Linked DNA regions of Mus musculus: all the other regions are linked to region 1. Evidence: chromatin loops called from intact Hi-C (ENCODE). Cell type or tissue: heart. All regions are shown on one strand. Each heading gives the region's core, and the rest is flanking DNA. Links, peaks and the distances in the headings are about the cores only.

Region 1 (10,776 bases), core at 1,378-9,377:
GTGTGTATGTGTGTATGAGTGTGAGGTATAGGATATTCATATATTAACTTGGTATTTGCAAAGAAAAAGGAAACTTTGATAAACATTTTGATCTTTCACCCTGGGTACCTCTGATTACCTTTTTAGTATAGGAAATTTAATATGTATATCCTCTTACCCCCTCTCCAAAAAAATGATTTTAGTTAGGTAGATTTAAAGATCCCCTAGTATTTAGCTTTATTTTTCAATATTAATACAGCTTTTACTTAACATTTACGTTTTCTTTTGTTCCCTGGTTATAATGAGAAACTGACAAACTATGGTTCTTTCTTTCTTTTTCCTACTTATTTCTACTTGGTTATTTTATTCTGTCCCGTAATTATGCTATTTGACTCTTATTCCACAGTGATCCTACTGCCATACCCTGTGCCCACTCATCTCCGCAGCTCATCAAGAAGAGACTGTGAAGGTACCACTACTGTTAGTGTTGGTATTGTTAAAACACGATGTCAGAAAAGTTTGGCTGGGAGGTCATACTTCACGTCCCCTGATAGGTTACAGGATTTATATCACTGCCCTGTAAAGCTAAATGTTCTTTTGATAACAGTCAACACCACAGCCCCACATACAGAGAATCTGATCTGTTTTGACAGGATGTACAAAGTATGCAAACATATTCCCTACCTGTAAAATTCAACTCTTGTTTACCTAGACTATATAATGATGGTGGTAACTGTATATTCATTTTCTTCAGTCTTCGAGTGTTCTTTAAACTTATAATGATTATAGAAAGCTTTTTGAAGTTATGTTTAAATAACTTCATTAGGACACTGGATTCTCTATTTCCAGAACTAAAGTATAACTCCTTCACTGCCCTTTCAGTTGTTCAACTTCCAAAGCCTGTTATCATGTCACCTTGCCGAAGCTTCAAGGTCAATTTTCCATTTCATAGGCTGTTATGAAATCTGTGTCTCCTTGTGTGTCCTTTCTTCCTGAACTCTGCCAGACTGCTGTCTTACAACCAACTCCTAGCACTTGAGCCAATGAACGTTGCCTGATTTTTTTGCAATGCTGCTAATTGAACCCAAGGCCTCACTCTCTCCAGGACTGGTCAGCACATTACCCCTGAAGGACAGCACAACACTGTCATTTTAAAATGAGTTTTTACTCTTAGTAAATGCGTGGGTGTGCTCACATGTGTGCAGGCCCCGTGAAGGACAGAGGAACTGGAATTCCCCTGGAACTGGAGTTACAGGTGGTAGCTGTGAGTCGCCTGTCATGGGTTCTAGGAAGCAAAATCAGACCCCTGGGAAGAGCAGTGCATGCCCTTAACCACGGACTTCCCCGTCTTCCATTAGTTGTCCCCTTTGACCTACACAGCTATCACTTATTTTCTCATTTATTTTCTTCCCGCTGTAACATTTTTAAATGTTCATTTTATTTTAGTTTCTTATCTTTAAATGACCAGACCTCCCCCAGATCAGTTATTCATAAGAACACTGGGGTAGTAGGAAACATGTTCTAGACTAGATGGAAGGTTTTTTTATGACAGAAAAATTTATACACATGTGTACATATGTGAGAAAGATAGAGAACACATTATATGTGAAAAGTTAAAACATAACTCCTTCATGTTATCAGGAACAAGTCGCAAAGAGTGCCTGACAATCTCTCCATTTTGCTGCTGTACGGACAGAGCATTTGTGCATACAGTTTGCTTCTCTTCTTGCTAGTTCATGCTGCCAAACAGCTGTGACTGCTCTCACATCTTCCCTACATGTCCTGACCACAAACATAAATACTCCAAACTAGACAACGTACAGAGAATGAGAGACTTTGGAACACTCACTCCTAAAGGGAAAACCTATCAAAGCCCTCCCCTCAAGGCTCAGGGATATCTGTAGAAAAGGAAATAGAAAGCCTGTAAGAGCCAGAGGAAACAGCGTTTTCCAGACACAACAAGGCCAATGAACTCACAGAGACTGTGACAGCATGAACAAGACCTGCACAGGTTCAAGTCAGACAAAAATCCCAGCTCGGAGAAGGGGAAGTGGGCATGAAGTCCCACCCTGAGCCAAGAAGGTATTTGTAACTAATAACTTCTGAAGGGCAGGGGGAGAAAACAGTTTTTCTTAAATGGAGTGACAGCATGTATCAAACGTAGCTCAGGATAGACTGCATATTCATTAATAGTTAGCCAACACAAAATAGACCCCCATGTATTTTTGTTTTGCTTTGCTTTTTATAAGAGAAAGTTGAGTGGCTTATCAGGGAAGAATTTGGGGTGGGGAAAGAATATAACCAAAATATATAGTATGAAAAAAACAAAGTCTAGTAGGGCCTCATGGCACAGACCTGTATATAATACCACCTAGTCTGGAAGGTAGACAGGGTGATGGTAAATTCAAAAGCTGACTATGCTGCAGAGTTCCTGGCCAGCCTGAGAAACTCAGTGAGACTATCTCAAAATACAAACTGAACACGGAGCTGGGAATGTCACTCAGCAGTAGAGTGCTTGCATACACAAGGCCCTAGATTCAGTCCCAGGACTGATGATAATGATAGACCTTTACCTAATTAATGTTCACTCGCTTCTTCATCCTTTACAAAATAACCTCTACCTTGCCACATTGTCACTGGAAGATGACAAGGTAAAATACTGTACTCTGTCTATGTGACTATCCAGAAGAATCATAAGCACATGGTGACTCCTTTCTGAATATGCTGGAAGGAAAGTTCTTTGAGGAAATAAAGGACCTAGGGAAGAGAGGTTGCATAAAAAGTTAGCTAGGTAAGGTTGACTTTCAGGTGAAGAAATGTAGATGTTTTTCTTTTTATTTAATGTCTTTCCTATTTGAACATAATTCTGCAATACAAATAAAATAGAATAAAGTCTACTTTCAATCAGGCATGGTGGTGTAAGCCTTTAATTCGAGCACTTGGGAGACAGAGACAGGTATACCTCTGGGTTAGAGGCCAGCCTCCTCTACCAGGCCAGAGAAGGCCACACAATGAGACTCTGTTTCAAAACAAAACAAAAGAAACCCACTACCACCAGCAACCTTATTTTGCCAATGTTCTCACTGCTAGAATGGAATGTGCTAAATCAGTTGTTACTGTGCACAGAGGGGATGAGTGCAAATCAGTAAATCAGTGCCTGCAAGTCTGTGGAGGTCACACTACCTCTGGGGTCACTCTCTGGGTACCACCAGCCTTTGTGTGAGAGGGCAGGAATGTGCAGGCCAGAAAATGCCCAGTATTTGCTCTATCACACTCTGCCTTACTCCCTCAGACAGAGCCTCTCACTGATGTTGGAGCCAGGCTGGTTGGTGGCCAGCAATCCTCTCATTTCTGCTGGCTCCCCCTAGTGCTGGGGTGACAGGCATGCACATAGCCATGCTTGGCTTTCTATGTGAGTGCTAATATCTGAACTCAGGTCCTCATCTCATGCTTGCTCTTAGTAACTGAGCCACCTCTCCAACCCCCTCCCCCCACTCCTGCACACCCCAAAGACAAGTCTCTCACTAGCCTAGAATTCACTAAGCAGGCTGGGCTGGATGGCCAGGGATCCTTAGGAATTCTATCTCCCTCTCCCCAGCTCTGAGATTATACGTTCAGGCTACCATGCTCAGCTTTTTAAAGTACCTTCTAGAAGAGGGCAGAAGTCGTATCACCATGCCTACAATGGCAAGCACTTTAGTGAGTGAGTTGAGCCAGCTCAAATCAAGTTACTTGATTTACATTTCATGTTATTTTTAACTGAGTGTACTAGCTAATTTTATGTCACCTTATCACATGCTAGAATAATCTGGGAAGAGGGAACCCCAATTGAGAAGATGCCTCCACAAGACTAGACTGTAGGCAAGCCTCCTGTAGAGAATTTTCTTAAGTTGTGATTTGATGTGGGAGGGTCCAGCCCATTATGGGTGGTGTCATTCCTGGGCTGGTGGTCCTGGGTTCTACAAGAAAGCAGGCCAAACAAACCATGAGAGCAGGTAAACAGCATCCCTCCATGGTCACTGCATCAGCTCCTGCTCCAGGTTGCTGCCCTCAGTGCTTTGGATGATAAACTGTAATCTAAAACTTAGCAAACCAAACCCTTTCTTCCCCAGTCACTTTTGGTCATGGTATTTCACCACTGTAGTATTAGCTCTAACTAAGACAGTGAGTAAAGCCTTTCCCTCAAGAGGCAAGTGACTAACTGCTTGGTTGAGAGCATTTACCCAAGGCTGGTCTGTCGATCATTATGCAGCTCTGTTTCCTAGTGCTTTTTTTTTTTTTTGTCTTGGCCTCCAAAGTGCTGGTATTACAGGTGTGTGTTACCATGGTTGGCTCACAGGCTGACTTTTACTTAATGGAAATCTTCAAACTAGAAAGACTGGAATATCATTCTTTATAGCCGAGAAAGCTTGAGACATACAAGAAAGCGGCTTGCCTTGTACTACCTGAGAAATTGGCGATCGTGATGAAATCTGAATTCAGTTCTCTGGACGACTTTTATCTAAAGCTTTTAACTACCCGGCCCCATTTTTATCAAATCTTTCCCGATATTCCCCAACTGATAATGTAAACGGAAGACAGGAACGTTCCTACATGCAGTTATCTCGCATCGCTAACCGCGCCCACCTTATCATTATTATTGTTACTTATTATTATTACCATCGTCATCATACTATTAAGCATAGTGAGCACTCCTTCAAACGAACTAAGAATGACTACTGAGGAGTCTAAGAAGAGAGGAAAGCGACTGGTAAGCCAACCACCACCTCTCTTCGAAGCAGTTGCAGCAGGCTGCTTGCTGTACACAGAACTTGGCTTTGGCGCAGCATCAAAGTCCTTCTCAGGTGGAACCCTCCCTGGGCGGCTGCCCTGCCAACCCCCTTCCTTTCCCTGTAAGTTCATGCCACGGCGTCGGATGCACTCAGAGCAGCAGCAGGCTGCATCAGTTCCTCCCCGGCGGAGCCACCTTGGCATGCATTGGTCCTCACACCTGATCGGTCTCCCCGCATCGTCCGCTCTCGCCAACCAGCTCAAGCGTCACTGTCCCAGCCCGGCCTCTTAAGCGTCTCCATGAACCTCCAAAATCGAACCCTCGCGGGTCAGGACGATCAACGGACAGCATGGGCGTGTGGGAACGATCTGTCGCCGGGACAGCGGGGACGGCGGCAGCAAGCTCGTGCACGGACTGCGGCCGACCTCGGACTCCTCCCCGCCGCCGTAGGGAGGGTACCCCAAAGGTGGACGACCGCTACTCAGGGTATACCAGTAGACCAGCGACAGTGCCTGAAGGAACCCGCCCACGCCCAGGCTCGGCTACCCGGCCCCGGTGCCCTCATCTTACCTAACTCTAGAGCTGCGGCGGAGGCCTCGCTTTACGGCAACTGTCGCAAAGAAGCGGTCAAGCGCGCAGCGGCGTACGCTGGCTGTTGCTTTGTTCTCCGAGCGCTCCTATTAGTGTGGCCTATTTGGCCATCAGAAATCTGCAATCAGCCGTCCCTCCGGCAGTGCCCTGAGGCTGCCTGGAGTTTAGAGAAAAAACAGAACTGTCCCCCGTAGTGTACGGCTCATCAGACAGAGCGCAGAAAGTGCAAACCTAGGGTGGATAACGATTCTTTTTCTCCCTCCCTCCCTCCCTCCCTCCCTCCTCCCCCTTCTCCTCTCTCTACATTCTGCTATTGGGGACAGAATGGGGAAGAGCACTATGTAGTGATGCAAGTACTCATGAAGTTGAGGTGCCTACTTGACATCCAGGTCTAGAAGATGCGATCTTCCAGTTTGGGGCTTGAAAGAAATATAGATGCTTCTGGGCCTGGCACCTAGCATCTTTGCTTTTAGCAGAGCCATTTAAAGAGTTATTGGCAAGGAGCAGATGTGGATTTTGATAGGAATTTTTGAAAATTAAAAAGCACTAAAGAAATTATTGTAATTTTACGTTCTTTCTACGAAAATTACTAACGGCGTATAGAAAAAAATGAAATAATTTACCTACGCACCCCGTTCTATATCATTTAGCTCAGACTGGCCTTAAATTCTACTCAGCCAATATGGTGTTCAACTGATCCTACACATCTTCCACATCTCAAGTGCTGAGATAACAAGTGTGCATCGCCATGCTTGTCTTAAAACAGAATTTTTCAAAAAGTTGTGATGGAATGTGGCTGTATCAAAAATTTCTATTGTCTGACATGCCTACAATTCAAGTATTTGGGGGGCCAAGGCAAGAGGATCTAGAGTGAGCTCTTGTCTTTAAACACATGCAAACGCACATGCACGCACGCACACACACATGCACACATGCACACAATATAATTGATGCCTATTGGAGTACTAAGAGGTGATATTTTAAAAGATATTAGGAATGCTTATTATGCTCAACTATGTCTGGAAATTATAAGGAGGAAAAAAAAAAACTTCCCGGGTTTTAGAAGTGAATAGATTTCAAGTGCATAGTAAATATTATCCTGCATAAACCTTGCAGGAGGCAGAGGACTAGCCAGCTTTCTAGCCAGTTTTCTGATTTGAGCTAAGTTTAAGTTTAGATCTCACTGTTTTCCCTATATAAGCACAGTCATAATGTGCCATCTACATTATCAAGTTTCTGTTTCTATAAAGTGGACTGGGATTTAGAGGAAGGGATTTAGCACCCTTCAAAGAAAATTGACAATCCTTTTGGTTATCCTAGATTTAACTTGTCAGCAATTTTTTTTGAAACTTACTTCTAAATTTTCCTCTACTTGCAAGTAACCTTATTCTTTTTAATATAAACTTACAAAGTAAAAGCCCTGCTTACACCGGAAGTTGGACAATAACCAGGTAAGCACGCTGACATCGATGGTCCTTGTTGATGGGTTGAATGTGAAATGCTCCCCAGACGCTTCTGTTGGAATCCCTTGTCTCCAGGCAGTTTTAGAACCTTGGAGGGGTAGGATTCTGACACCCTGGAGGAAGTGGGCCATTAGAGAGGTCAGACATTAAGGATTACAGCCCAGCTCCCCTTTCAGTATGCTCTCTGCTTCTTGGTCCAGTCCATCCAGATGTGAGTAGACTCAGCCACCTGCCCCTGCTGCCATGTCCCCCCTCCCATGGTAGACTTTAACCTCCCCAACTCTGAGCCAAAGGGAATGCTTATTTCCTTAACTTGCTATCAGATCCCGTCCTGTAACTAGAAAGTAGTACTTCTCAAGCAGGTTTGGAGAGACAATTTGGGAGACTCACTCACCGTAAAAAGTCTTTTAATCTAGTGAACGAAATCTAAAGCTGTTGAGAAAGCTACAAGGAGGAATAAAAAAAGCTTCCAGCAGAAGTAAACATTCACCTTTCAAGAATCATCCAGGTGTGTGTATCTACACATTCTGGCCTGGTAAAGTTTGTGGTATCCTATGGCAAAAGTAGAAGATACCAGCACTAACAAATTTAAGGAACCAAGAGCTTAACCATCAAAATGCCATATTCAGGGACCAGACAAATGGCTCAGCACTGAAGAACACTCAGTATTCTCCCAAAGGAGCCAAGCTCTATTCTGTAACTCCAGTTCCATGGTATCTAATGTCCTCTTCTGGCCTTTGAGGGTGCCCACACTTATGTAACATACACATACACCTAAATAAAATGAATACAGAAGTGTCTTTAATATCCATCCTTAATAGTTTTTTCTGAAGGATCATAAATCCAGATTCAAATAGGGGAGTCTCAAATTCCTCAGACAATGTTGAAAAGTGATGGTGTAAGTACTGTGTGACCTGGAATACATGCATGTAGACTCCCGTTGGCATATCCAAGCTGTAAGTGTTACAGCTCTGAAGGGAATGGCTTCCCCTACAGAAGTGTTCCAGCTCTACTGGGGCTGCAGGAAAAGTTTTCCCCAAGGCAAGTCTAACGGTTCTGCTTTAGCAGGGGGAATTTCCCCAGCAAAAGTGTTAAATAGCTCTACTCCACCCAGAGCCAAGGAATAACACAAAGTCACACTGCACAACAAACCTCACACAAGAGAATTATTAGGAGGGAAAACCCAGCAGGGTGGCTGCTTCCACTTGAGAGAAGCAGGCAGGGTTTATATGGGGTTTCTTGAGGGGCAGGGCAGAGCTTTCCAGGGTGGAGATTTCTAGAGTGAGGATTAGTAAGATTTCAATTCCTGAGCTTGGGGAAGCTCGGGGATTGGTGGGATTCTGTTTCTTGGCCCTTGTCTTGGTCTTGGGGTCAAGTCACAGTGGTTTTTTTTTTTTTTTTCCTTTCATCCTTTTCACTCCATCCATTCTCCACATACTGCCATCCATGGTGTGTGTGTGTGTGTGTCTTTTTTTCTGGTAGATCTTGGAAACATGCCTACACAGGTCCTCAAGGGAAACTTACAGATGACCACCTGGGGTACTGGCCTGAGGAATCCAACCTCTAGTTTCATTTCCTGTTACGGTGATAAAATACTCTGACAGGGCAATGGAAGGCAAGGCTTATTTTTGTCTCACAGTCTCGGATTACGGCATATCATATTAGGAAGTCAAAGCAGCGAAAGCTTAAGGGAGCTGGTTACATCTCATCCCAAAGCAGAAAGGAGCGTAAGAACAAAGAATGCATGCTGGTGTTCAGATAGCTCTCTCCTCTTCAGTGCAGGACCCAGCTGGTGAAATGGGGCTGTCCACACTCAGGATAGATCTCCCTACCCCCACCCATTGATACACCCACAGATGAACCCAAGACAATCCCTCATGGAGACACCTGTTTCATGTGATTCTACATTGGGCCAAGTAGACAATTAGAGCCAGCCATCAGACACCCTTAGGGAATTGTACTAGGTGAAGCTAGGAGCCTGATTTCCATCACGGAGTTTCAGGATGAGTCAATATGGAGTAGAGCTGGGTTAACCAAGCACTGTACCAACAGCTTAATAAAAAACAAGATCCCTACCCTTAAGTTTCCATTTTTATCCTGACTCAGGTCAATAAATATGGAAGAAATATGGAAGACATGATCCTTGGCTTCCTTCCAATTGTGATTTTATGAAGAGCAGTCTAGCGGAGACAAGGCCAGGATCTGTAGCCCAAGAATCTGGTGCATGTACGATCTTGTATCGTACTGTTTATAGTACTGGCTGGCTCTGTTTAGAATACGAATAGCCTTCCCTTAACATATGTTTTATCACTGGATTTGTCAATCTCTCTGGTGCTCACCTTGAGTGAAGTGGGTATAAGCAACTAGTACCGTGCAAAACTGAAACTTCACCATAAAACTTAAAATGGAGAGTAGCTGGGAGGGTGAGGGCTGCTGCACAGCTGAGCTTACCAGTCATGTAACAGAATGGAGTCCCCATGCACCTGGAGAGGATGTGGTGGCATCTTTTGCTGATGTTGGATGGGTAGCCACCGAAGAATTGAAAATGTTTCCCAGACTCCTAATGGACAATGAACTCAAAGAGCCTCCTGGTTCACCTGTTGGCTTGCAGAGCTGAGTTTGGCTAGTAGAAATCACCAGTATTTAGTAAATTCTTGCCTGTAGTGTTCAGTGGTCTCCTTAGCCTAATTAGAGGAGTAAGAAGAAGTGAAAGCACCAGAAGGTGGTTTGGCTCCTGAGATGGTTAGCTCTGGAGCTCTCCTTAACACACATGTACTATGTTCATTCTCTGTTCTTAACACTAAAGTCTGTGCAAAAGGTTTATATGCACACATTTCACCATGAATGGCATCAGAGAGGACACTGTTATCTTCCTCTTCACTGAGAGTTCACTAGTCAGCGATGGATCGGCTGGTATACTGTTATTATAGCACACTATTGGAGCTGGGAACACCTCAGACAGGACTTGAGTATGTTCTCACTTTCTGTTTTCTGGAGCTGATTTTACATAAACAGCAGAAGATGTTTACTGCTGAGTCTCTGTGTTGCTTTCTGTTAGAGGGAAGTGAGGACCAGGAAGGCCATTTGCACCTCATTACCACCCACTACTGGGAAGCAAATGAACTTCTCAAGTAGTAACAAATCAAACCATTGAATTAAATCATTTCTTAAATAAAAGCCAGAATGTATCATCTTTCTCATCAGTTTAATAAGTGGCCCTATAAAGATGATTTGTTGCTAACAATTGTTGCAGTTAAGGTTACCATCACTGTGATGAAACACCATGGCCAAAAGCACCTTGGGGGAGGAAATGGTTTATCTCACTCACAGTGCCATATAGCAGTTCTTCATCACAAGCAGTGAGGGCAGGGACTAAGCAGGGCAGGATCCTGAGCCAGGAGCTGATGCAGAGGCCATGGAGGCTGCTGCTTACTGGCTTGCTTCCCATGGCTTTGCTCAGCCTGCCTTCTTATAGAACCCAGGACCACCAGCCCAGTGGTGGCACTACCCACAATGGGCTGGGTCCTCTCCCATCAATCACTAATTAAAAGAAGGCCTTACAGCCAAATCTTATGGAGGCATTTTCTCAATTGAGGTTCACTTCCTTTTAGATGACTCTCTATCAAGCTGAAAAACTAACCAGCACAATAATTCTAGAAATGTCAGCATAATTGAATTTATAAATTTGAAATATTGATCAAAATATCCTTTATAATGAAACATTACTGAATAGGTGAATAAAGTCCCTTTAAGCTATTTATTATTGGTCAGCCAATGAATTACATTATGCAGATAAACCTTAGGTGTGATTAGAAAGTAAAATACTGCCTTTATTATCTAGGGCTTGGAAGGACTTGTTATAATCTAATGTACTGATTTTTGAATTTCTGTAGACTCCTTAATGTCAGAATCTCTTAGCATGAGTAAATATTTGGATTATTTAAATCTAGACTAGTGGTTCTTAACAGAATT
Region 2 (10,776 bases), core at 1,802-9,801, 110 kb after region 1:
CTTCTGCAAGGCAAAAGACACCGTCAATAAGACAAAAAGACCACCAACAGATTGGGAAAGGATCTTTACCTATCCTAAATCAGATAGGGGACTAATATCCAATATATTTAAAGAACTCAAGTAGGTGGACCCCAGAAAATCAAATAACGCCATTAAAAATGGGGCTCAGAGCTAAACAAGGAATTCTCAGCTGAGGAATACTGAATGGCTGAGAAGCAATTGCAAAAATGTTCAGCATCCTTAATCATCAGGGAAATGCAAATCAAAACAACCCTGAGATTCTACCTCACACCAGTCAGAATGGCTAAGATCAAAAATTCAGGTGACAGCAGATGCTGTCGAGGATGTGGAGAAAGAGGAACACTGCTGGTGGGATTGCAAGCTGGTACAACCACTCTGGAAATCAGTCTGGCAGTTCCTCAGAAAATTGGACATAGTACTACCGGAGGATCCCGCAATACCTCTCCTGGGCATATATCCAGAAGATGTTCCAACTGGTAAGAAGGACACATGCTCCACTATGTTCATAGCAGCCATATTTATAATAGCCAGAAGCTGGAAAGAACCCAGATGCCCCTCAACAGAGGAATGGATACAGAAAATGTGGTACATTTACACAATGGAGTACTACTCAGCTATTAAAAAGAATGAATTTATGAAATTCCTAGGCAAATGGATGGACCTGGAGGGCATCATCCTGAGTGAGGTAACCCAATCACAAAAGAACTCAAATGAAATGTACTCGCTGATAAGTAGATATTAGCCCAGAAACTTAGAATACCCAGGATATACGATACAATTTGCAAAACACATGAAACTCAAGAAGAACGAAGACCAAAGTGTGGACACTTTGCCCCTTCTTAGAAAGTTTAGTTTTAATTGTATCAAATGTAAGTCTCAAAGCAATTTCAAGAGAAAAACTTTGATCTAGAAGTCTACCTTTCTGATCTTGTATAAGATCGGGCTGTATAAGACTTGGGTTTAGTAAACATCTGTTCCCGCAGGGCGTGGTGGTGCATGTTTTTAATCCCACCACTCAGGAGGCAGGGGCAGGTGGATTTCTGAGTTCGAGGCCAGCCTGGTCTACAAAGTGAGTTCCAGGACAGCCAGGGCTATACAGAGAAACCCTGTCTCGAAAAAAGCCAAAAAAACAAAACAAAAACAAAAAATCAGTTCCCAAATTCAGTATTGGGCCCCTCGTGCCACCGTCGTCAACACTGGACATTGCCACACACAAGGGATACCATGATACTCTATGGTCTTCAGCACCAGTAAACAGGAAGAGAGATGAAGAGAGCGACCCAACCTTAGGTGTTGTGACAGGTCATATCACAACAAAGCTTTAGCCTCAAAAGATTGAAAAACAGCTTCCTAGCCATGAAATCAATGTCTTTATGCCCCCTTGCAACATTAGAGCTAGTGTGTGAATAATCTAATGTCATTGGAAGTAAGATTCTGTAACCCTGTAGATGTCCCCTTCAACCAAGCAGATCAACCAGGGCATTGCATACAATGTACACAAAGAATAAGGTTTACCACCTTTAACAAGGAGTGGCCTGGAGAGCTAATTGGCATATTAGCTAACTAGTTACAAAGAAAAAGACTGAAAAGTCAACTGTTTAAAAACCAGAGCCAACTGTCTTGACTTTTAACTAGTTAACAATTCTACAGTTACCTTGATGTCGTTGATAATTTGCCGCAGTTTACGCTAGGTGCATGCTAGGAAGTAAAACCCTTCTAATTCAAGCTGCTTTACAGTATGCACCAGAACAGGCCTTGATAAACACGTTTCAGATGCATTTGAAGGTGCTGAGGTGCACATAGACAGTTACACATATCTGGGATTTAAATTCTTTTAGCTGAGCTAAGCATCTAGGCTTTATCTGTCCATCTGTCTCATGGATCCTGTTGAAGATAACCTGAACTATAATCCTTGCTGTGCAAACATCCTTCTTGTGACTCTTACATCTCAGCAGAGGATGCCAGTCACCTACTCAGGACAGCTGACAGTAAGAAGCATGGGTACCACTGGACTCTGGGTACTCTCTGGAGAATAAAACCTACTCACTCCGCTGCATCATATGGGTAGACCAGCCCTGAAACATGAAGCAGGGCGAGACTGCTGTGAACCTAGCAATGTAGCCATACAGCCATTTGACTTTGACTATGACAGGGTGCCAAGAACCATTCAACGGAGAAAAGAATACTCTTTCAACAGAGAGTGACAGAACAGCTGGACCTCTATGTGGGAAAGAAGACAGCTGGATATCTGCCTCCTATGCCCCAAACAGAAGCTAACTCAAACAGTTTAAAGATGAAAACGGGAATAAAATTGTAAATTCTCAGATGAAAACTTAGAGCCAAATCTTCATGACTTTGGATTGGGTGAAATATTTGTTTATTTATGTAACAACAAAGTACAAGAAACCAGGGAAATGATGTTATTGACTTTATCAAAATTAAAGATGATGTGTATGCTTCAAAGAACATTATTAAAAGGGTAAAAATATAGTCCACAGATTGAGAGGATCATGTGTCTGAAAAGAGTCTAGTGTTCAGAATATCCAAATAATAAACAAACAAACAAACAACCACCCCACACTCAGTAAGAACACAACTAGAGTCACCTGGGAAGAGGGACCCTCACTTGAGGAATGGCCTCCATCAGATTGGCGGGGAGCATTTGATGGGGACAGTTCTTGGTTAGCGACTGAGGTGGTAAGGCCCAAAACAACAAAATCAGCCTGGGTAAGGAATTAAACAGCATTCTCAAGAGGAGAGCAAAGCACCAAGAGATCTCAATCTCTCTCTCTCTCTCTCTGCCTCTTTCTTTTTTCCTTCCTTCCTTTCTTCCGTTCTTCCTTCCTTTCTTTCTTTCTTTCTTTCTTTCTTTTTTTTTTTTCTTTTTTTTTTTTCATTTTTTTTTAATTAGGTATTTAGCTCATTTACATTTCCAATGCTATACCAAAAGTCCCCCTTACCCACCCACCCCCACTCCCCTACCCACCCACTCCCCCCCTTTGGCCCTGGCGTTCCCCTGTACCGGGGCACACAAAGTCTGCGTGTCCAATGGGCCTCTCTTTCCAGTGATGGCCGACTAGGCCATCTTTTGATACATATGCAGCTAGAGTCAAGAGCTCAGGGGTACTGGTTAGTTCATAATGTTGTTCCACCTATAGGGTTGAAGATCCCTTTAGCTCCTTGGGTACTTTCTCTAGCTCCTCCATTGGGAGCCCTGTGATCCATCCATTAGCTGACTGTGAGCATCCACTTCTGTGTTTGCTAGGCCCCGGCATAGTCTCACAAGAGACAGCTACATCTGGGTCCTTTCAGTAAAATCTTGCTAGTGTATGCAATGGTGTCAGCATTTGGAAGCTGATTATGGGGTGGATCCCTGGATATGGCAGTCTCTACATGGTCCATCCTTTCATCTCAGCTCCATACTTTGTTTCTGTAACTCCTTCCATGGGTGTTTTGTTCCCACTTCTAAGGAGGGGCATAGTGTCCACACTTCAGTCTTCATTTTTCTTGAGTTTCATGTGTTTAGGAAATTGTATCTTATATCGTGGGTATCCTAGGTTTTGGGCTAGTATCCACTTATCAGTGAGTACATATTGTGTGAGTTCCTTTGTGATTGTGTTACCTCACTCAGGATGATGCTCTCCAGGTCCATCCATTTGGCTAGGAATTTCATAAATTCATTCTTTTTAATAGCTGAGTAGTACTCCATTGTGTAGATGTACCACATTTTCTGTATCCATTCCTCTGTTGAGGGGCATCTGGGTTCTTTCCAGTTTCTGGCTATTATAAATAAGGCTGCTATGAACATAGTGGAGCATGTGTCCTTCTTACCAGTTGGGGCTTCTTCTGGATATATGCCCAGGAGAGGTATTGCTGGATCCTCCGGTAGTACTATGTCCAATTTTCTGAGGAACCGCCAGACTGATTTCCAGAGTGGTTGTACAGGCCTGCAATCCCACCAACAATGGAGGAGTGTTCCTCTTTCTCCACATCCTCGCCAGCATCTGCTGTCACCTGAATTTTTGATCTTAGCCATTCTCACTGGTGTGAGGTGGAATCTCAGGGTTGTTTTGATTTGCATTTCCCTGATGATTAAGGATGTTGAACATTTTTTCAGGTGCTTCTCTGCCATTCGGTATTCCTCAGGTGAGAATTCTTTGTTCAGTTCTGAGCCCCATTTTTTAAGGGGGCTTTCTTTCTTTCTTAAATTTAACATCTGTAGCCATTATGGAAAATAAAACTGCTTAAAAATTTGATGTTATTCCAGTCAGAATGACAAAGATTAAAACAAAAAGACAACAAATGCAGGCATGGGGGTGGGGAAAGGAGAATGCTTACTACACTGTTGGGGGAAATGACAATGGGTGTAGCTACTATGGAACTCAGCATTCCTCAAAAACCTAGAAATAGACACACGTATACCACTCCTGGGTGTATTCCTGAAGGGTTCCAGATCCTGCTATAGAGATCCCTGCTCATCCATGCTCGATGCTGCCCAATTCACAAGAGCAAGGAAGTGGAAACAACCTAGATGGCCATCAGTGGATGGACAGGTGATGAATATATGGCTCATATACACACTAAAATATTAGTCACCTGTAAATGAGATTTTCCAGTAACTGGGTAGAGTGTGTAAATGGAAGAGGAGGAGGGAGAGGAGAAGGAAGAGGAGGAGGAAAAGGGAGGTAATGACTATATTCTGTCATCACAATTCAATGACACTACTTTAAAATTATTTTTATACTCATTCAATTACATCTTTATTATTGTAATTCTTATGTTTATTGTATAAACGAACAAAACAATTTCTTTAACCCATTCGTTTACTTATGCATAGCTGTTTATTTGTCCCCCAACTTATCCATGTAGGATTCTGTGAAGAAAGGGTGCCTGTGAACTCAGCTTATGGTGAGTAACTACTCTTTGGCAAGCTGTCTGCTTTCCTCGCTTCTGTGTTCTCATGTATAAACTGGGAAGAATGGCAGTTCCACACGAGTATGTGAGTGACGCGTTTGAAGACACGGAGTGTGGCCAACTCATGGAATGGGTTCAAGAACTAGCACTCAGTGTCATGTGGTTGTTGTTAGTCGTAAAGGTGGGAAATGACTTAGGAAGCAAAGCAGCAAGGCACTGAAAATGTCCAGGCAGAGACCTTCACACTGTCCCTGTCAGGGGAATTGTCTAAGTACAATATTCAAAAAGAGCTATAAAAATACATTGCTTTCTCTGGAATTAAAGTGGGTATCAATGTTGTTGTAGGTCAAAGGCAAAATAAAACTATGTACATGTTCGTTAGGAATGACATCGCACAGAAAGCAGGACTATGAGAACACTGTTTGATAACTGACACCGCCACCTAGAGGAATTAGAGACACATCACACATCCAGTGGACGCCACCTACAGGGATTAGTGACACATCACACGTCCAGTGGAAGAGGACAGTTGATTTAGAAGCTCACTTATTAAGCAGGTGAGAAGATTTACTGCAGAAGCCAAGGTTGACAACCTGAGTTCAATCCCCAGAACCTACCCAGTGAGATGAGAGAACCGACTCCCACAAGACAGTCTCTGACCATCACGACACGAGAGCCATCACTCACACACACACACACACACACACACACACACACACACACACACACAAATAAATAAATGCAATTTTAAAATGAAAAATACATAAGCATTCAGTGAAGTGAGATAGTATGTGATTTTTTTTTTTTTTTTTTTTTTTTTTTTGGTTTTTTGAGACAGGGTTTCTCTGTATAGCCCTGGCTGTCCTGGAACTCACTTTGTAGACCAGGCTGGTCTTGAACTCAGAAATCCGCCTGCCTCTGCCTCCTGAGTGCTGGGATTAAAGGTGTGCTCCACCATGCCGGGCTGAATTTTTTTTTGGGGGGGTATTTTTTTTATTTGCATTTCAAATGTTTTCCCCTTTCCTAGTTTACCTCCCCTCCACCAAAACTCCCATCCTCCCTCCCCCTGCTTCTATGAGGGTGTTCCTCCACCCACCCACCCACTCCCACCTCCCTTCCCTCAGTTCCCCTACACTGGGGCATCTATCGAGCCTTCAAAGGACCAAGGACCTCCCCTCCCATTGATGCATGACAAGGCCATCCTCTGCAATGTATGCAGCTGGAGCCATGTGTACTCCTTTGTTGATGGCTTAGTCCCTGGAAGCTCTGGGACTGGTTGTTTGATACTGTACTTCCTGTAACGTTGCATCCCTTCAACTCCTTCAGTTCTTTCTCAAACTCCTCTATTGGAGACCCTATGCTCAGTCCAATGGTTGGCTACTGACATCCTTCTCTGTATTTTAAGGCTCTGGCAGGGCCTCTCAGGAGACAGCCATATCAGGCTCCTTTCAGTATGCACTTCTTGGCATCCACAATAGTGTCTGGGTTTGGTAACTGTATATGGGATGGATCCCCAGGTGGGACAGTCTCTGGATGGCATTTCCTTCAGTCTCTGCTCTACACTTTATCTCCATATTTGCTCCATGAGTATTTTATTCTCTTTCTAAGAAGGATGGAAGCACCCACAGTTTGGTCTTCCTTCTTCTTGAGCTTCATGGAATGTACAATTAATTGTTTTTAAAAGATTTATCATTTTTAAGTTTATCTGTGTGTTTGGGTGTGCCTGTGTGAGAATGGTACACCACGTGCCTGCAGGAGCCAGTCTAAGCCAGAAGACAGCACTGGATCCCCTGGAACTAGAGTTGTGAGCTGACACATCAGTGTTGAGAACAGAACTCAAGTCCTCTGTAAGAGCAGTAAGTGTTCTAAGCTACTGGGCCATCTTTCCAGCTTCCATAATTAGTACCTGAAGAGATGAGCAAAGTCAAGAAAATGAACTATGGCTGCAGTGTCTGAAAATAGACAATTACTATAATACTTTGAGCAGTCTTTTACACACATATTTGCGGGATATATGGAGCATATGTTGATATTTTAAATAAACATGAGGTTATATTATTATAGAGCCCACTTCTTTAATTAAAACTTATATCCAATGCAACTGTCTTTGTTACTAATACACATCAAATAGTTTCTATTGAATTAATAACATTACATTGTATCAATTAATTAATGCATATTTATACTGTTTTCTCACACAGTACTTCGCTTATATGTATATTCCATGTATGTGCATGGGAAGGTAGGTGCCCATTTTTGATAGCCTTCAGATAGGAAAATTCTTAAGTGCTGTACAGGAAACAGAAAGTCAGTCACTATGCATTTGATGATGAAGTAGGGGCTTTCTATGACCTGTAAAGTGTACTGCACTCATGATCTGTGCACTCATAACAGGACTCATATTTTAGAATGACCCTGATGCGGCTGCAAAGATGGCTCAGTGGTTAAGAGCACTCCCTGCTGTACCAGAGGACCTTAATGCAGTGGCCAGCATCCATATCTGGTGGCTCACAAATGCCTGTAATTTCAACTCTAGGGTATCCAACACCTTGTACTGGTTTCTGAGAGCACCCACACACATGTGCCCACATTTACACACACACACACACACACACACACACACACACACACAGAGTCCCACAAACAAAAATAAAATCTTACAAAGCTCATGATGCCTGCTTTGTTTTGGCAAATAGATCAGGAGGCTAGTATTTGAGGAACAAGTTGGGAAAGAATCTTCCATATTCCAAAGATGAAATGGAGGGTTGGTGAGGGTAGGTCTAACGACTGGGTTTAAGATGTAAAGGAGTCATATCTTATACAGGAACAAAACATTGGTTAGTTCTGATGGCAAGAACTGCTAATATGCACGCAGTCTGTGGCAGGATGACAAATATAAGACCTTGACCCCATAGTCTTCCCATCCCTTATATATACTCTGTGGGTACCTGGGTCCACAAGTTTATATTCCCTACAACAAACACTGCTAGGATTAAAGACATACAACACAACCTCCTGACACCTCACAATTTTTATAAGGAACAAAAGGGGCTGAAGAGATGGCTCAGCTGTTAAAGGTTAGGACCACAACCAAAAACATAAGGATCAAAAGAGACAGCATCCATAAAGCACTCAGCACAGCAACGTTAACTGACCCCACGAGCTCAGTACTTCCCAGCAGTTCCTAAAGCAATGCCCACCAGTCTCACAAACCTAGTTCATAAAATACTAGTAGATTTCATTTAACAGGCTGCATATTCGAAGCAAAGGGTAACCATTTCTAGGTGTTGTTTCATAACAAAAAGTAAGAAAATTTAAGGTGAAATTACTTTTTAAGGCCCAACATCTGACTTGCAATAAAGTCCAGCATGAGCACTGACTTTTTTCTGAAAAGATTGACTATGCAATGCTCTAAAACCTGAAATTTTGGAAGTAGCAACATAATGCCACAGAGAGGAAAATTTCTCACTTGACATCATGTGATGGGTCTTAAACTCTGGGCACATTAAAAAGACTGTACAAAAATTGGTGTTGGGGGGGCACATATACAAAGTGTACATGAACTGTGGAGGACTTTTGTGTTGAGATTTTGGCCTTGTGTTCAAGATATTTCATTATGTATAGGTAAATATTCCAGAAAGAAAGAGGCTGGAGAGCTGGTCCAGTGGTTAAGAGCATGTATTGATTTCTCAGAGGACCTGGGTTTCATGCCCAGCACCTGTATCTAGTAGCTCACAACTGCCAAAACTCATGGTCCCAAGGATTCCAGACAAGGGATATTCAACCCAGAGAGGATGTGGCTAAACCTTAGGAACTGCAGGCATCTGCTTGCTTATTCACAGAACTGTGCTTTCTCCTACATGCCTATGTCATTCCAAACAGATGCTGGCCATACTTTGCTCAGAAACAAATCCATGCCGTTGTCTAGACTACCCTAGTGATAAGCACCCGCCGACTCAAGACACCCAGCCCCCTGGCACTTTGCAGACATCCTTCTTGGAAATAAGAGAAATCGATGTGGAAGAAAGAGATGTGGGAGTCCCAGTGAAAGGAGTGTGTCTTCTTAACTGCCTCATACTCTGCCACCCTATGTCTCTGGGACAAAGGAAACGCTGTGGTTTTGTATTTCATGCCCAGTCGGAGGCCAGTCTTTTGCAAATAACACAAGTTACGAATGTTCTTGACTTGTATTCAATCAACGGTTTCAACTTCCTTTCTCTTCCCGGAGTCTAATATAAAGTAAAGTAGGCCATTTGATCCCTTTCCTCTCTTACACAACCCTGGCTTCCTGCAGAACACCCTGACTCTGGGGCTATGGATGGGGAGCGCTCTACAGACCATGTATTTGTTCTAAATGATGGTAGGCAAAAGAGCCCTCCGGTCAGTGTCTGAATGGCTGAAGGAGGGACCCCTAGGCAGCTACTGCTAGGGGACAGCAATAAGTACAGGGGTAAGGGTCCAGGCAGTGGGCCCAGGTCTCCAGCAACATACTGCCATCCAAGAGGACTTCCAAGAAGGCAGGAATTACTAAACTAATTGTTATTAATAATTAACTCATCTCTGCGTGTAGTACACTTAGACTTCCAAGCAAACAAGAAGCCTTCTGGAACATACAGGGTGTTCAAATGTTCTAAATAGCAGCTTGGGACAGTGGACTTATCCGAAGGCTCTCTTTCCTGATGCCTGTATTTCCTGAGGAAGGTATAATCCTCCTTCTGACCCCATAAAGCTTATTAAACTTTGAACATACCTTAAAATCCTTCAAGGACAGATAAATTGGGGCTTTCTTTATTCCAGGCCTGTTGTTAGCCACACCGCTCTCTGTCTAGCCGCTCCCTCGGACAGGAGTTTCTATTATTATTGTTGTTCAGAATCGGCACTCTCTCCAGGCCGGCATGCTTCCCGCCTCGCGCCTTTATACTAACACTGGAGTTCCGTGCCTGCCTTTTCTTTTGTGTCTTGTAGTCTTTTGTTTCCTGGCTCTATTTTCATCGCCAGGTTCACTGCCAAAATGCGTTCAGTCACACTCTGCCAATATGTTGGCATTTGCAAGAAATTTGGGGGTCGATAACTTGAACAGAAGAGGTGCTATGATGGGGTGTTACTCAAAATGTGATCTCTTTAAGTCAAAGATTAACTTTGAACTAGCTCTGTCACTAATGTAGTGTAGTCTGTACATTAGCTCATGTAGGCTTAGCTAATGAGCAGGAAGCCACCCTGTTAGGCAATATCTGCCAATAAAAAGGTCACGCTTGGGAAGGAGAAGCAGAGAGACCCTCTCCCGATTTGGGGCTGGGCCAGTCAGACATAAGCTGCTTATCTGTGTAGACGGAACAGCCTGGCCCATAGGGCAGGAAACCCTAGCTTTGGGGAATTACACTAGAGCCATGGCCCAGGTTGGGTAAATACTGACAGTCTGGAGTCCTCTTGGGTGTGTAGTGGGGCTGGTTAATGACTGTCAGACTCCATTCCAGAAAGACCTTCAAACGTTTACAGAGAGACTGGGACAGAGCATCTGCCCTAGAGGAGCGTTATTACTTAATCCATCTGTTCTAAAAGTACGCCTATCAGGACAGCGGTGGGGGGGGGGCAGGGGGAGCAGCATGAACTATGTGATAGTAACACTGTTGCAGGCCCCAGTGTGCGCTGACTGGCCTTCTGAAGACTCATTGTATCAAGGGAGGGGAGAAGAAGGGAGACCTGATAGCCAAGCTCAGCTAGCTTCTCACACTTGGCATTTCATCACCCTTCCGCACTGAATCCTCAGAGCATCACTGGATCCCTGGTGCCCGATAAAGAGGGGAGTGACTTGCCCAAGTGACAGGGTTGGCCGGATCCAAG
Region 3 (10,776 bases), core at 1,604-9,603, 82 kb after region 1:
AGGTGAAGGACAAGCAAGCACCTCCTGAGTTTACCGAACAAGGCAGTGACCGATGAGGCTGGAAGCTGGTATAATGACTGGCATGAACACTTCCCTTCATTTGTATGTCACATCCTCCTCTCTTCAGAATAACCAAGCTGTCCAGCATCCTCCTGTGCTACCTCCAATCCTGTAACTCTAGGCCCCGTACATTCTCCTTCTCTCCCGATGAATCTGAAGTAGAATGGGCTGAAATGGTAGCATGAAAAACAAGCGATGGCCCTCGAAGTGGAGGTAGAGTGGCTGCCACCTCAGCAGCGACATCAAGAAGATAGTGATGAGTCCAGACAGCAGCAGGAACAGCAGTGGCAGAAGTAAAGGCAGTAGATGATAACCGGTGATAGAAATACAAAGAAAGTAAAGAGGTAGGTGGTTGCCAAGACCACAAACACAATTCTCTTAGGCATGCCTGAGAGCCTCTAAACCTTGAAGGCTAGGGCTTTGACACCAGTAGCTCAAGAGCTAACTCATGCCACTATGGAGTCTAATATCCAAAGCACTAGACCTGTGAAAGTGGCTGTCCCTGACTACTGGTGACTGCTGTTCTCACCTTGGTCGGGCCACTGGCAATTGGAGCCATGGGGCAGTAAGCTTCTTACCTGACCATACTCAGCTAGGTGGCTCTAGCTTCTAAGGCCTGGGGCTATAAAGCTCTAGTTTTCAAGGTTTGGAGCTATAAGCCCCTGAGTCTGATTGCCCTGTATAAGCAAGCCTTGGGCATTCACCATCCCAGGCCTGACAACAGACTAAGTACTCACCCACTCCCCATGGCCACATGAGTAGAGCAGTAACACCCCTACTGGCAAACAAAACAAAACAAAACAAAACCCACCACCTACAATAACAAACCACTTACCCAACAAGTAAACCAGGGGTCAGGGAGGCACAAGGAGAACCTAGATGGAGATGCTCAAACACTGTGGATAGTAGCACTGACCCCTACAGCCTTTTTGAAGGACAAATGAGCAGCAATACATCTCAAGAATTTGAAGAAACTGGCAATTCCCCTTCTCCAATGTATGCCAAGTAGTTTATTAAGAACGAAGGCAGGGACTTAGCTACAAGAATGCTTCTTTCAGCATTATTTATTATCTTAAAACCTGGGACCAACATAAACATCTAACAGAAGGATAGCCATCAAGCGTATTCAAGAATCACATTCATATGAAAGCACTATGCTGACTGGATATGAAGTGTTGTGGAATGATGATAAACTGGGGGAATGCTCATGAAATATTACAGGAAGGCAAATTGTAAAGAAGTACATGTAGTATGCTGCCTACTCTTCATAAAAGGTGACCAGCAAATCAAATGCTGACTGTGGTTATCGTCAAGGTTCAGAATTAAAGGAGATTTTGCTAATGTATTTATCACTAACATTTCCTGCAATAGAACTTGTATTATTTGTATTTGTAATCTAGCAGAGGTACATAGACTGGCTATGCTAAAAATTATATTTAAAAAATAAATAATTATATACCAAATTTAAACTGCTACCAATCAACAAACATCAGTGATTACATCTGAATGAGGCTGGGAAAATCAGCTGAGGTGAGAACACAGTGAAGGCCGCTGGCAAGTCCACCTGCTTCCAAGTATGGTCCGTGTGGAATAGCCACCACTACAGCCAACATCCAGTATGTGCTTGCTGCATGAATAATCCTGTTGACATTCAGCCAAGCATTGCAAAGAGGCATTGTGTTAAAACTTAAAAAAAAAAAAAAAGCCTGCTTCATTACTGATATTTAGAAACTGCCAAGTTCAATTAAAAACACGAAGGTACTAATATGTGAGTATAGAGTGCATGGGCACTCACATGGTGTTCATTTCTGTGGCACTTCATGGTCTACAGCTCTATTGAGAGAGGTAAGATTCCCACCCCTCCCTCCAAGAAGAGAAAGAAAGGAAGGAAGAGGAGACGCTGATGCAGGACAGAGATCTTACCTGACCTGCATGCCAGACTTTCCTCTCACTTGTACTCTATACCACGTATCAACACTTCACTACACTTGACAAGTGTCTAAAACAAACCAACAAACCTGACCACTGTACTGGGGTTTGTCCCTAATAACATTTTATTTGTCTAAAAGATCTATTTTCTTTTTAATTATGTGTATGTGTGTGGGGAGGCGCACATGCATGCAGGTGCTTGTGAGTCATCCGATGTGGGTCGTAGAATCAAACTCTGGCCCTCTTGCAAGAGCAGGAAGGGCTCTTAACTGATGAGCCATCTCCCCAGCTCCTAACTGTTGGGACCTAATATTTTAAATTTTAATAACCTTAATTGTTTTAGTATTTAGAAGCCAAGAATACAGGCCTGGAGAGAGGTAATGAAAAAGTGTGGAATATGGAAAAAACAAAAACAAAAATATCAACCTGGTTTGAATCCAGACTGCCACTTGCTAGCCGAGTGACTGTGTGAACCATGAGAGAATTCTGCTGTGAGAGTGTAGTGTGACATGGTACTGTATGCACAACACCCAACTTCCAGTCTTCTTCACTTCCCTTGAGAAACTTTTTCTTTTTTAAATTGAAAGCAAGTAAGGGACACGGATGGGTCAATTGGATAGCTATGGATACCCAATTGGATATGGAGTACAGCAAGTATCAGGATTTAAGAGGAAACAGGTAAGACAAATGCAGATGTCCCCAGTCGAGCTTTACCCTGTAGTATAAAGGAGACCTTTGAGTCCCTACCCAGCTAGGAAGAACACTCAGAAAAACAATGGGGAAAGCATTTAACAAAGCCAGCTCCTAACAGCATCCTCCCTCTGCCCACCCTCTCACCCCCACTGCTGTAACAAGCACCTTTCCTAGAAACAGAAAGCCCCATGAATACCAGTGATCTGCACGGAAATTTACCTTGCACTACCAACTTCAAAAGAAGTACCCAAGAGGCTCAGCTGTCTTATTTGTTTCAGTGTTTTCTCTGAATGTGCACATTTATTTCATCGGGTAAAGAAACCTTCCAGATTTTATCTTAGAACCACTTAAGGACATATTCAAAAGGTCTGGGGATCAAACAAAGCCACCTATCCATAACACATCCTGCTCACAAAAGTGTCCCAGAAACTCTACATAAACAAAATCCCTCTGTCCATTTCTAGGAGATAATACTGCTTCTGTATCCTACAGTATGCCTTACACACCCACAGCAACTTCGTCTTCCTCCTCTACTGAAATAGAGCATTTGTTGCTAACAAAACACTGAAGTCGTTTCCACAGACAAAAGAGAAAAAAAAAAGGCATCTGGGGAAGCCACCCCATGTGCTGACCAGCCAGCAGCACCCATGTACTGAGCAGCCAGCAGCAAGCTTCTGTAAGACACCCAGTTAATGTCTTTATCATAGATTGCCTGACTCACAACTCTTAATCCTCTTTGTATTGGGACTTAACAACTGTCTCTTGGCACCACCAACTGAAATAATTTCTTAAAGATAAACAAGGAGAGAACACACCTTAAGGAAGTCTAGGAGTGGCTCTGAAAAGAAAAACGTGATTTTGAGGTTGAGCGTCTGCGATTAACAAGAGCTCACAGATAATACTGTTGGGTGGTTTTCCAGAAATGGACACAATCCTCATAACTCTTAAAGAGACTGCAGTGGATATTCTATTTTATAGATGAAGAAATGGAGACTCATGGCAAATCATCTAAGCTATGATGGCCCATAAACAGTATGACCAGAGAGCTGGCTCCTCTTAATAACTCACAACCCAAATCCCTAGGCCTTCCTTGCCACTTACAGCATGTCGCTACTTTCTTTATAGACCTGGGGACCATTTCTGCTACCATTTTTATGTGAACATTCTACAACAGGAAATAGTCTGGAAACCTCATGCTACAGGTGCACTACTGTCTTAGATAATAGACAAGAATACCCAATTAGTTCATTACTATTTGTAGCTAGTAACTAACTGACTCTGCAGCAAACCGTAAGAAAATGAAGCTCAGGTTGACAGCACGAGTGCTAATTACAAACATTAGACCTAGATATCCATCAGAAGCCATAGCACAAGCTCTCCTCGCTAGAAGATTGCTTGATACCTCCACCAAAATTTTAATATTGAAAAGTTGACTTTTCAGAATTATCCAGTACATCAACACCAGTAAAAGAACAGCTAACTCTTCACTACCTCTGGGGAAACTACTTATGGGATCCTGTGGGTGCACAAATACATTGTCTAAAATGAGAAAAACCTGGTTGAAACCATGTTTGTCCTTATAGAACTCACAACGTCAAACACTTGATTCCTCAGTGTCCCCTGATAAGATGATCTACATTGAAGCACTTTTAGCATTTTACCATGCACAGACTATTTTAGTACTAATTATTCATAAACTTGAAAATACTGTTTTCCGAATGGAGTATTTTATCCAGACTTTCTAATAGTATATTCTTTTCTTATTTCTACAGAACAGAAGATGAAAGAGAGGAATGTGCGCTGCATACAGGTAGCAAACACACTGCACCCTGAAACTCATCTTTCCGGATTCTCCAGGCACTTGCTCTTCTTCCTTTTGACCTTTGCTAATGCCCACTTAAATATCACATGATGCCTTTCCTCTAATAAGTCATGCAATGTTTTATCAGCCTAACAGAGAATCCTTTAAATTTATACACACTCAAAATACACATTCTTAGACATACTAGTAATCTCTTTAAAAGATACTATAGTATAGTTGTGGAAATAATAATTGGATATACCCAAATGAATGGGTCTCAAGGCAAGCTCAGAAAGATGAATCCAGGTAAGAATTGCAGTTTTTCTCTAACTCTTTCTGGCACTTTCTATGCAATAATAAAAAAAGAATGGCCTCTTAGAAATGCCCTTGTTTTCCCTGATGTATTATTAATAACACTTGTGTTTTTCTTTCCTATACCGCAATGTATTGCAATTACACTATAACATAACAAAGATAGCAAGGTGGCTTACTTTTTTAATACAGGAATTACTACTGAATATTAAAAATTCAGTTGCAATTGTATTCAGTGCACTATTTGCTTAATTAAAAAAGGCTATTGTGTAACTCTTTCCTTAAACTTGTTCTCAAAGTACTAAACATTCCGAAACAAGACTACTGGCCAGCCTCACCAACTGAAGGACGAGGGTGGGGCAGCGGCCCTGACAACTGCCTTTTTCCTCAATTAGGCAAACACTGAGATCTGCTTATAAATAAACCACTAGCAAGGCAGTGGGCAGATGTACAAAGGAGATTCAGTCCCCGGACCTACAGCGCAGAGACCATGCTGAAGACACGGTGGAAGAAAAGAGACACCAGCTTCCGCGCGGGCGGGGATCCCCCCACGCGAGGCCGAGCCTTGGTCCTCACTCCAACCGAGGAGGGACCCACCCTCGGAGCACGCCGCGGGCAGCGGGAAGAAAGGGGCCTAGCGCCCGCAGAGGGCGGCAGAGACCCGGGTGCGGCTCGCGGTTTCCTCCCCGCAGTGCCTTCCCGGAGCCAAGAGCAGGACAGAGGTCGTCCGGGGTCCCGGGCGCGGCCATCGCTCCCTGCGGGCTCTCAGGTCCCGTCGGGTCGGGTCGGGTCGGGTCGGGTGGGTCCCAGGCCCGGCCTCGTCCTCCGCGCCCAGCCCCGCGCGCCCCGCCCACCCTCTCGGCCCCGCGCTGCGCCCCCGCTTACTTTCTGCGAGTCCATGGCTAGGGACTAAGCCCTCCGGGCCGAACTTGTCACCGGAGCTGAGTGAGAAGCTGGAGGAGCCTTAGAGACCCGCTACCTCTGCCGCCGTCAGCCTTGTCCCGTCCCGCAGAGATCCCGCCCGTCCGCGCCCAACCCGCGCGCGCGCCGCTACCGAGCCGCGGTTGCCAGGGTGAAAGGGCGGCCCGCGGGAGGGTGGGGTGCGAGCGCGCCACGCATGCGCATGCGTGCGCCGACACCCGCACCGGCGGAGAGGATGGAGCGCTGCCTGGCCGCCTGCGTCTTCCTTCTGCAACTGCTTCTTTCTTTGCATCCTTTTTCCTGTGCCATCGCTGCGGGCCTTGCAATGAACCATTGGGCACCCAGCAGCCAGGTCGTGCGGAGAGCCTGGGAGCTAGCTCAGCCCGGGACGCATCCTTCACCTGCAGCGTCTCTCCACTTAGCCTTGGTAGGCCAGGCCCAGTGATCCAGCTGGAATAAACACGCTAGGATGGAGAGGCCGCGGAAACATGTGGAAGGGTCTTCAGGGAGCGTGGTGGAAACCTTAAAGGGCTCTGGGACAAGGGGTAGAAAGAAGTTACAGATACGTGGGTATGGGACCACATGGGCTTTGTTGCCTGGTCAACCTTGCCCTACTAGTATCTTGCTACCTTGTAAGCAAGTCTTTTTCCGTGACCTGTGTCATCAATGAAATAGAATGAATGCAGACCTCGCAGAGGACAGCTTAAATCCTGTGTTTGAACTCCCCAGAGCATGGAGTAAATGAGAGTGGGACAGCACATTAGAATCTGCTCAGGACGGGTGGAGCTGGCAGTGCAGACCAGAAAGCTTGGGGAGAAGACTTGGAAAGGTTCTCCAGAAAGGCAGGCTTCATCTCCATTTAGGTGACTCAAGAAAAATTCTTCTGGGTGTTCACATCCTAATGGAATAAAAGGGAAACGAGTATGAATGAGCCTTACGAACCGGTTCTGCCCTTCTACACAAATCCTCAGTGAAAAGGCCTGCTTCTCAAAGAGCTTACAATCTAAGGTGGGAAATGACAATACAAATCCATGAGGCTGTTAGAAGAAAAGTTTGTAAGAGAAATCAGGGAGGAGGAAGATAGATCAGTGGGCAGACATGAGTACCAGAGTCTGTATACCCAGAACCTGGTACCCACATAAAAGCCAAGTGACCACAGACACACACCAGCACACAGGTGCCCCCACTTGTGTGCCCACACATTGTAATACCCTCGACCAAAGCACACACATGAAAAAATTAACAAAGGAGGAAATTGCATGAGGTAAATGGAAGAAATAAAGTAAACAATTAAATTGCACAGAGTTAATAGACTCCGAAGAGGTGGGGTGCAATTTCCTGACATTACGCAGGAATGACCTGGGTAAGGGTTATATGAAAGGGGTTGAGGAAGAATATCTAGTTAGAAGGACAGTTAAGAATCAAGACCTTGGAGAGGCAGGAGCTGTTTTAGATGAATCATATTTACACTTCAATGTTTTATGTTTCTACTAGAGTCCAACGACACTGTGGTTTCTTAAGATCAAAACTTCTTTTACCACACCTGTATTCTGACCTTAGCAAAGAGCAGGCCACACACTGTGCACCCAATAGACCTTTTTTGTTTGTTTGTTTGCTTTGCTTTGCTTTATTTTTTCTGGAGACAGGGTGTATAGTCCTGGCTGTTCTGGAACTTGCTTTGTAGACCAGTCTGGCTTCAAACTCACAGAGATTCTCCTGCCTCTGCCTCTTGAGTGCTGGGATTAAAGGAGTGCACCACCACCACATGACCCTTTCTTACCTGAACAGAAATGCAAGGTATATGATAAAAGACACAAAAGGAAACATGGTTTAGACAGGGCTAAGGAAACAATGCTCGCAGGCCTGGCTGGGGCTTAGGAGAGGAATGCCCAGCTTCACTCCTGCCAGCTGAAGGGAGGCTGGCATGCAGTCCTTCAGAGGAGCCAGCTCTTGATATCAAGGGAAGGGACTCTACTAGCCAAGCCCCCTCAATTACATGGGGGAGATGTGACAGAAGCCAGGTCCCCAACCACTGACCCAGGGCTGGTGGCTTGGAGGGCTGATCTCAGTGCTGAAGTGGAGTCATTTTCTATGGCTGAGAAATGCAACCTGCAGAGGAGAGGACATCAGAGGTCAAACTGCCACCCTTGACTGACACTGTGGACCCATCACGAAAGGACGGAAAGAGCATTTGGTCTCATCTCCAAAGTTTCACCCCACTTCCACCAGAGGCAAGCTCCTGGGCAAGGTTTGAGTAACAAACACCACCACGAGGTCAAGAAAGTGGGTTTGGGAGACACAGTCGCCCTGCAATGTGATCACCAGACTGTCACAGAGCCACACCCTGGGAGCTCATTTCTGGCTCCTTGCCCCAGTCTCTGTAGCTCTTTCCTTTCAGGCCAGCCAAGCAGCCTGTGGATTTTGACAACAGCTGTACCCCATTTGACTTCTGCTCCCAGCAGATCTCTGACTCTGGTTTGACGTCTGGCTTCCTAGGACAGCTCACCCATGACCATTTGCTAACCTCGTTCTCAGCACCCAGTTCCTTTGGGCTATGATTTGTGTCCCCTCTAGCCTTCAAAGTTCTCTCACTACACTCCCTCACCAAGCCAGGCAGTTAGGCTGCAAACCCACCCACTGAGCCTTTGGACTACAGGCAAGCCCTTGCCTTTCATGTACTTATCTTAGCATACCAAATGAGTTTAGGAAATGTTTTTAAAGTAACGTTATTTTAAAGCAGTTGTTCTTAAATCTTGACCTCAGGACCGACTGCATCAGCATCATCTGATAACTTCTTAGAAATGCAAGTCCTCAGCCTTTTCCTCAGAATCAACAAAACAGAAACTCCAGGGTCGGCTTCAGTAACCCTCCAGATGGTACTAGCATAGCTAACCCTTGGGAACCATTGAGAGGAAGAAAACTGCTCTTTAAGGGGGGTGGGGGAGGGGCAAGGGAATCTGGAAAGATGGCTCAGCAGTTATGAGCATTGGCTGCTCTTCCAGAGGACCTCGGCTCAGTTCCCAGCATCCACATGGCAGCTCAGGACTGTAACTCCCATTTCTAGGCAATCCATTGCCCCTCCCTGACCCCTAAAGACACCAGGCAATCATGTACTCAAACATACAAGCGGGCAAAACACTTGCACATATAAAATAAAAATTAAAAAGTCCTAAGAGAAGAAAACAAAGGGTCTAGAGAGATAGCTTTGTTGGTAGAATGCCTGTCACCCAAGCATGAGGACATAAGCTTGATACCTAGCACTGTCCAGTGTGGTGGCATGCCTGCAATCCCAATGCCAAGGAGGTAGAGAGAAAAGGATACCAGGCACTCCCAGGCCAGCCAGCCCAACCTACTCAGCATGCTGCAGAGTTAGTGATCATGCCTCACGTTTTCAGTGGAAAGCAATTAAACAGGATGATGCCTGATACCAACCTTTGGTGCCCATACTCGTGGTACACAGATTCACGTGTGCCTGTTGGACCTGTGCATACCTGTCGCACACAAACATGATACACTTCAAAGGGAAAGGGACAGCAGGGAGTAACGATATACATTGTTTCCAAATGTGAGCTTGTGGTTCTGAGATGCTCATGTAGTCAGGGCTACCTCATGGAAGCTTCTGGCTTTCCCTGAACTGCTTGCTTTCTGATGAAACCCCAAGGCAGGATCACCTCGTGAATGACACCGCTAACGTCTAGCAAAACTGCCCCACGCCAAACTAGGTTCTTTGTCCTCTTTGAGAGATGTTAGGTACTCCACGCAGGCCTGAGCTTCCTGAGGAGTTCTGGGAGAGGAAGTTCCGTTCTTCTCCATGTATCTGACAACCTTCCCCTTTGAGGATCAGGCAGTTGGATCTACAGGCACCACCAGCTAGCTACACTTGAATCCTGATACCGCCGCTGGTCAGCTCTACAGCTATCAGTAAGCTCTGAGCTTCACTGTGGCTTCATTTCCTACGGCATGGCATGGGGACCATACTTTGCCTTTTGCATTTAGTGAGGATTAAAGGAGACTGTGTATGGAAAAACATCTGGCTTAGTGGGCCTGTAATGAGCAGTGGCTGCTATGATCGCTACACTTCTACACAGCAAGTCCTTCAAGGCTACTCTTGCATAGTTTTTTCTCCACTTGAGTCTTGGAGCCTTAGTAAACCTGTTCCCATTCCAACTCCCCTGTTCTGTGCGATCCCTGTGTTTTCCTGATGCCCATCACCGGTCAGGTGCAGCCCTTTGTTAAAGCCCCAAACGTTCACCCATCACTCCCTGATTAGTGACCCAGGTTTTCACTTTTCCAACCCAACCTAGTAAGACAAGCCTCTCCAAGCCTCTGTTTCTTCAGTTGTGAAACAGGCTCATGGCACCAGCTGCAGCTGATGAGTGGATTAAGTGGACAAGTCCGGTCAGGTGATCAGCTGTGTCTGACACACGATAAACATCCACAACAGCACCCGTGCTTAGTCTCACTTCTCATCCATAGACACCTCATTTTGTGCTTCCTGCTTCCTTCTAATGAAAACCCAGATTCACCCCGCCCCCCAAAGCCCTGGAAGCCTAGGCACTCAGTGTCCGACAGCAGCTCCTACAAAGGAGAGGTTGGCTCTGCCCTGGAGGAGGCTGGCAGAGAGACAGAGCAGTGCGGTGGCCTAGCTCACACTTAGAGAGCAAGCATAAGCCTGAATGGTGGAGAACCAAAGAAGTGTGAGAAGCACAATTCAAGCACCAGCTCACAGCCTAAACGGACACATGGGATGGATACAGTCACTGACTTCTGTCTCCTTGGGGTGAGTACACAGAAAACGATGTCATGTTCTCTAGTATCCCACTGGTAGAATCCACTCCCACTGCTGGAAACCGTAGGAAGACAGGTTTCCTTTCCAAATGTCCACAGTCCTACAGATACTGGCTGACTGGATTGGAGACCTGCTCCACAGAAGGTGACAGCTGATAGTATACACCTGGTATAGCCAATGGCTGGAGCGATGATAGACCATAGAGCAGCTGTTCTCAACCTTCCTAACGCTGAGACCCTTTAATACAGTTCTTCATGTTGTGGGGACCCCC

Evidence for each region. Hi-C counts contacts between places; a loop is a spot of excess contacts. Peaks named below come from ENCODE experiments on the same cell type or tissue, not always from the same donor. Only the 100,000 strongest peaks of a DNase experiment are listed, where the experiment ranks them.
Region 2: it touches region 1 in a loop (2.4-fold over the local background); 3 of 42 quality-filtered maps call a loop at or near these places.
Region 3: a loop joins it to region 1, with 7 times the contacts of the local background. A loop is called at or near these places in 5 of 42 quality-filtered maps.

Annotation. Positions count from the first base shown.
Region 1 is chr4:53,708,740-53,719,515 of GRCm38, reverse strand. Fktn (fukutin) reads right to left here and starts at 5,362. Exons shown (of 10, transcript NM_139309.5): 1 at 5,321-5,362. In heart, for the core only: a CTCF peak has its summit at 3,350 (motif pointing left); a DNase peak (open chromatin) is centred at 5,365; H3K4me3 peaks cover 1,603 bases; H3K27ac peaks cover 1,445 bases.
Region 2 is chr4:53,595,283-53,606,058 of GRCm38, reverse strand. It overlaps a transcript of Slc44a1 not described here. Among named protein-coding and RNA genes, the nearest start is that of Fsd1l, 31 kb to the left of the region's middle. In heart, for the core only: a CTCF peak has its summit at 5,401 (motif pointing left); no DNase peak of the experiment used is centred there; H3K27ac peaks cover 238 bases.
Region 3 is chr4:53,626,517-53,637,292 of GRCm38, reverse strand. It overlaps Fsd1l (fibronectin type III and SPRY domain containing 1-like), which reads right to left and starts at 5,822. Exons shown (of 13, transcript NM_001195284.1): 1 at 5,681-5,822. The coding sequence starts at 5,695. In heart, for the core only: a CTCF peak has its summit at 5,425 (motif pointing right); DNase peaks (open chromatin) are centred at 5,402, 5,822 and 8,102; H3K4me3 peaks cover 1,641 bases; H3K27ac peaks cover 1,251 bases.